2 separate regions of the Homo sapiens genome follow, and region 2 is linked to region 1. Evidence: chromatin contacts called from ENCODE POLR2A ChIA-PET data. All regions are on one chromosome and are shown on one strand. Each heading gives the region's core, a stretch centred on a gene start or an enhancer-like site at or near the end of the contact. The rest is flanking DNA. Distances are from core to core; before and after follow the strand shown.

Region 1 (3,024 bases), core at 187-2,686:
TTGGCTCCACCTCAGAGTTTCTGACCTGGTAGTTGTGGGGTAGAGCCTGTGAATTTGCATTTCTAATAAGCTTCCTTGTGATGGTGATCCTGCTGTGTCAGTATCTCAGTTTTGAGAACTACTGGTTTAACTGTTGTTTCTTTGCAGTTCAGTAATCTTTTTTTTTTTTTTTTTTTTTTGAGAGATGGAGTCTTGCTCTGTTGCCCAGATTGGAGTGCAGTGGCACGACCTCGGCTCACTGCAACCTCTGCCTCCTGGGTTTAAGCGATTCTCCTGCCTCAGCCTCCCGAGTAGCTGGGACTACAGGCACGTGCCACGATGCCCGGCTAATTTTTTGTATTTTTAGTAGAGATGGCGTTTCACTGTGTTAGCCAGGATGGGTCTCGATCTCCTGACCTCGTGATCTACCCACCTTGGCCTCCCAAAGTGCTGGGATTACAGGCATGAGCCACCACGCTTGGCTGCATTTCAGTAATCTTAAAAGAGTTTCAGTAATCTTAAAAGAGGTTCAGCTTAATTTCCCAAATTAACATGATTCTCAGACATTTCTTTTTTCCTTTTTTTTTTTTTTTTTGAGGCAGAGTCTCGCTCTGTTACCCAGGCTGGAGTGCAGTGGTGTGATCTCGGCTCACTGCAACCTCCGCCTCCCGGGTTCAAGTATTTCTCCTCCCTCAGCCTCCTGAGTAGCTGGGACTACAGGCAAGCGCCACCACGCCCAGCTAACTTTTATATTTTTAGTAGAGACAGGGTTTCACCACGTTGGGCAGGCTGGTCTCTATCTCTTGACCTTGTGATCCGTCCACCTCGGCCTCCCAAAGTGCTGGGATTATAGGCATGAGCCACTGCACCTGGCCGATTCTCAGACATTTCTAACTTGTACATTTCTAATATTTTAGATCCAGATTTAAAGAACCATGGTACAGCAGAACACTCAAGTCCTTACCCTTGGGTTAGATACTTTGTATTTTGTTTTCTTATAAAATTGGGAATAGGTCTAAATGATCTCTTATGACCCTGAAATTTTATATATACATACATATTTTAATATATGTTTTAATATGTAAAATATGTAACAATGTATACATTGTTATATATACATTGTTATATATAACACACAAATAGGTATTGATGTATGTAATAAACACATATGTAACATGTAACATTAAAAGATATATTAAAATATGTACTTTTTTTTAGAGATGGGGTCTCACTTTGTTACCTAGGCTGGGGTATAGTGGCACGATCCACTGCAGCCTTGAACTCCTGGGCTCAAGCAATCCTCCTACCTCAGCCTCCCAGGTAGCTAGGACTACAGGCTCTCTCCACCATGCTGGGCTAATTAAAAAAAATTTTTTTTGTGGAGATAGAGTCTTACTGTGTTGACCAGGCTGGTCTGGAGCTCCTGGCCTCAAGCCATCCTCCCACCTTAGCCTCCCAAAGTGTGGAGATTACAGACATGAGCCACCGTGCCTAGCCCTGAAATTACAATGCTATGAATCATAATCTTTGTTTAAATATTTTCATAGTGTGATTTTAACCACCAAAGAGCCTCGATTTGTATAGCAATATTCAGACTACTAAAACTTGACTTTAGAGCCATTTTTCTACAAAGTTAATTATAACCTCTCTCAGTTTCCCATCTTGTTCCTTTCACCTTACACCATAGGGTGAGGACCAACAGGGTAAACAAATCTTTCCCATGCTATTTTTATTTTGTTTCATAATTGTTATGATTGGGGAAGGAGGGTGGTTTAAAAATAGCTTGTAAAGAAGCGTTAATTTTTACCAACTAATAGCTTAAGTTGCCTACTCAAGGATATAGTGAAAGGGAAATCTGCACATCCCTTGAAGGATGCCTTCCCCTCAAGGAATTTAGAGGGTTTCTTTTTGCTATAGTGTTGTGATATATATATATGTCTTAGGCTTTCAAAGTTTCAGTGTTCTACTTTAATTATCTGTTTTTTTTCTTTTTTTCCTTAAAAAATTTTGTTTTTTTGAGACACAGTCTCTATTGCCCAGGCTGGAGTGCAGTGGCATGATCTCTGCTCACTGTGGCCTCTGCCTCACGGGTTCTAGCGATTCTCCTGCCTCAGCCTCCTGGGTAGCTGGAATTAGAGGCACACACCACCACACCCGACTAATTTTTGTATTTTTAGTACAGTCCAGGTTTCACCATGTTGGCCAGGCTGGTCTTGAACTGCTGACCTCAGGTGATCCACCCACCTCGACCTCCCAAAGTGCTGGGATTACAGGTGTGAGCCACCGCACCCGGTCAATAATCTTTTTATAAATTGAGAATGTTCTACTTTAACTGTCAAAGTTCCTTACCCCATCACTTTTTTCTAAACATAATTATATATACATTCCTGCCTCAGTATCCATGAAAGGTTGGTCCCAGGTCCTTCCATGGATACCAAAATCTACAGATGCTCAAGTCCCTGATATAAAATGGCATAGTATTTGCGTATAACCTGTACACATCTTCCTGTATACTTTAAGTCATCTCTAGATTACTTATAAAACCTAATACAGTGTAAGTGCTCTGTAAATAGTTGTTATGCTGTGGTGTTTAGGGAATAATGACCAAAGAAGTCTGCACATGTTCAGTACAGACATCATTTTTTCCCCAGTGTATTTGACCCACAATTGGTGGAACTCATAGACACAGAGGGCTGGCTGTACTTTATTTCCCTATTGTTCTTTCTCATAAAATAGAAAGTTGAAATTAATGTATACGTTTAAAGCCAACTGTTAAAACACAGCCTTATATATTTGGGTATTATTTTTTTCTGCCCACATGTTCCGACTAGATCGATGCCTTTATTAAATTTTAAGATTCAACTTCAGTTTTCATCATGATGTAGAGATATCAGTTTTATAGATTGTATGTTTATTTGCCATAATTGGGTTTTCACTATTTAGATTACACCCCAAATGACAGTTTTTTTTTTTCCTTGAGTCGGAGTCTCGCTCTTGTTACCCAAGCTGGAGTGCAGTAGCACGATGTTGTCTCACTACAACCTC
Region 2 (3,024 bases), core at 144-2,643, 2.9 Mb after region 1:
TCCTTCTGGTGCATTCCCCCCTTAAGGTGAGTCAGCGGAGCTGAAACCACATTGTTGGCCTCTCCCAAACCTTCCATGGTGGGGACTGTGTGCTTCCCTTTTCTTTGGAGATCTTTTCCCCTGTTCATCTGTAGAACTAAAATACATGCAAAACTTGCACAAGGAATTTGTTTCATTCTCCTTTGAAAGCTTCTGGTGGTTGAAAAGATGCAGGGAAGGAGGATGTTGAAGGGTCAAGGATGCTGTTGTGGAAAAGAGAAACAGACCATGAACCTGGGAAAGGACAGCGAAGGAATCCTGAACCATGCAATGCTGGAGGAGAGCAGGAGGAAGGGTCCTGCTCTCTTTCCTACTGGGATGTCACAGAAAGATGAAAATCAACTGGGAAACCTCAGGAAGGAGTTCCCCTTCAGAGAAGGAAATTGCTTCTCAGCTCACAGAGGCACTGATAAAATACATCAGTGTCTATTCAAAACACAGCTGAATTTCTAGTCTGCATTGCCTGAAGCCAGATATTGGGGGCAATAGGTGGTCCAGAATGTAATTCAGAGCCACTATGTTTACTTTTACATGGAATGTGTTAATGTGAAGAAAGGATGAGCAAAATCATCTCATGACCATCCAAAAGCTATTGCTGCTTCTCTCTGCCTGTGGTCCCCTTTGAGTGAATCATAATCGTGGCAGGCTCAGGAGAAACCCCTACCCATGAGGGAGAAGTCCCTGGCCGAGTGGTGCATCTCTCCTGCCAGCAGTTAACTTACAATTCAAATGGTTACACCCTTGGCACAGAGTCAAGCAGACTGCCTTCTTATTCACATTGAGTGAGGATGGCTACGCTCTATATGTCACAATCAAATAACTCAATAAGGATGATGGATGGAACAAATAATTATTGACAAACTTAATACATGTGTTTACGTATTCCTCCCAAAAGAAATAGCCTATGAGAATGATAGGTTCTGCTTGTGATCATTAGCGTATAGTTTAATTTCCTCAAATATATTTATCTTAGAAGTTCTACATTTCATAAAAGAAAACCGAACACATCTTTTTATGAACTGATGTGAGCATTTGGAGTTACAGGAACACTTTTACATATGTGAGCGTTTCTTGCTACGGCCATTTTCAGTGTGAGCTGTGTCTTGTGTATCTTTCACAAAGAACACAGTGCCTGAGGTGAAAATTGTAATGGATGGAGGGAGAGAGAAAGAAGGAAGGGAAGTTTCCATCATTAACAAGAGACAGAAGAGTGTTTTTTAGACTCTAGAGGGCATGTGAATCCCCAACAGAGCTACTTCAGAAAGGTAGATTCTCGAGCCCCACTCCCAAGAAATTTTGATTCAGCGATGGATATTGTCAACAAGTTCCCCCGGTTTTTCCGATACAGGTAGCCCGCAGGCCTCACACTGAAAAATGTTGTCATAGGAACTGTGACTATGACTAATCAGTTTTACCCTGTGGAGCATGAAGGTGGGTGTATTAGTCTCTGTCAATGTTTTCCAGAGTTATAGTCGCCTCTCTCTATAGAGAAGGAGAGTTGTTTACAGAATTATGCAGACTGCTGGTGAGGGGACAAACCGATTCACCATTTCTGCTTTCAGCCGGACTCAGAGTTGTAGTTGCTGAAATGTCAGTATCTATTATTCCTCAGGGACCTGATGACTACAGAGCTGACGACTACAGACCTGACATTTTCCTTTTCTCGAGGTTCTTAGCTTTCTTTCAGATTCAAGCCAACCACGCCACATGACTTTCTTGAGGGAACAAGAAAATCTAGTATATCATAAATATTAACTTTTCAGAAGTCTCCACTGCCAGAGCGTGTTAGGCAGCTTATTCAAGGTGCCGATGTTATTGTGCTATCTGCCCCATGCTCAGCTCTTTTCTGTAATTCATATTTCTTCCAAAGTGGACTCTGCCACTGACTGACTGGATTCCTTTCCAGACGTTTCGATCTCCTTCCTGTCTGACATTTCTTGGCTCTCAACCCCCCACATCAAGTTGTATGTGGCCGCTGTCGTACAGCTAGATTAGATGATGTTTACTTTGTTCTGCAGGAGTGTTTGTCAGGGTTTTATGTAAGATTAAAGAAATCTCCGTAAGTTAAGACACCGTGCGCCGGGCTGCCTTCCATGCACTGGCCTTTGGCAGTCGCAAAAGATCTTTTACCCTGTACCATCTTTGGCTGCTTGACCGAAGCAAATGCCTATTGCTTTTGGCTTTTTTATGTTTGTTGCTGTTAGAGAACTCAGCAGAAACCTCCAGATAAACGCTTTAGTTGTCCAGGTAGGAAACCAAAGTGGACCCTGGGCAGTTTTATTTGGAGACCTCTTCTGCTTTTGTGATTGTGTGTGTGCTGGTGGTACTGGAATACAGGTCTCTGGGTTGGAGAGCTTGTGTTCCGGATGCTGGCAATTTGATGTGAATGTGCTAGGGGAAGTCTGTATAGATTATCTTATTGGAAAGGCCAGATGGCAGCAAGCTCTAGAGTTCTAAGTCCCACTTTGCTCAAAGGTGCCTGAGGAATAGCAGCCTACTGACAGCTTGAAGTATGGTGCACTGGATAATTGGCTTCCTCATTTAGTAATTTGTCTGCTTTCTTTCCTCTTCCTCTGCTTCCTCTCTTCTTGTAAACTGATAGCCTCCTGCCTCTTCAATAGACTGATAAAGAGTCCCTGAGCAGCAGCTAAAGGGAGGGGGTGGCCAGAGCCCCAGGTGGAGAGAGTCATTTGGAAAACTGACACAGAAAATTACCATCCTTCTTTTCTGCTTTTCCTCTGCTTCGGTATCTCGATTTTAGTCTCTCCCTTTCATTTTCCTGTTATCTTCCATCACTGTCCCTTGCCACTTCATCTTATATATATATTTTTCTTTTATGGAAAAGAAAATTTCTTTGCTATTTTGTCTCTTTCTTTCTACTTTTTTCATCTTTCCCTTTTTTTTCTTTTATCCCCCTCATTCTGTTCCCTTTGCCTTCTTTGCTTTTGCAATTGTTCTAGTTAAAACTTAATTCAAAACAGGAAA

Evidence for each region. ChIA-PET counts read pairs that join two places held with the same protein, here RNA polymerase II (POLR2A).
Region 2: POLR2A ChIA-PET joins it to region 1 with 17 read pairs in IMR-90. The contact joins two enhancer-like sites. POLR2A ChIA-PET finds 5 or more read pairs at or near these places in 2 of 52 experiments (IMR-90 and activated CD4-positive, alpha-beta T cell).

The regions. Positions count from the first base shown.
Region 1 is chr5:139,592,440-139,595,463 of GRCh38, forward strand. The region is part of intron 1 of UBE2D2 (ubiquitin conjugating enzyme E2 D2); the gene reads left to right. Among named protein-coding and RNA genes, the nearest start is that of UBE2D2, 33 kb to the left of the region's middle. Within about 2 kb of position 1,437, at least 6 of the 41 ENCODE cell types and tissues checked have a DNase peak (open chromatin) inside an H3K27ac peak, as active enhancers do.
Region 2 is chr5:142,506,203-142,509,226 of GRCh38, forward strand. No RefSeq gene overlaps it. Among named protein-coding and RNA genes, the nearest start is that of FGF1, 180 kb to the right of the region's middle. Within about 2 kb of position 1,394, at least 5 of the 41 ENCODE cell types and tissues checked have a DNase peak (open chromatin) inside an H3K27ac peak, as active enhancers do.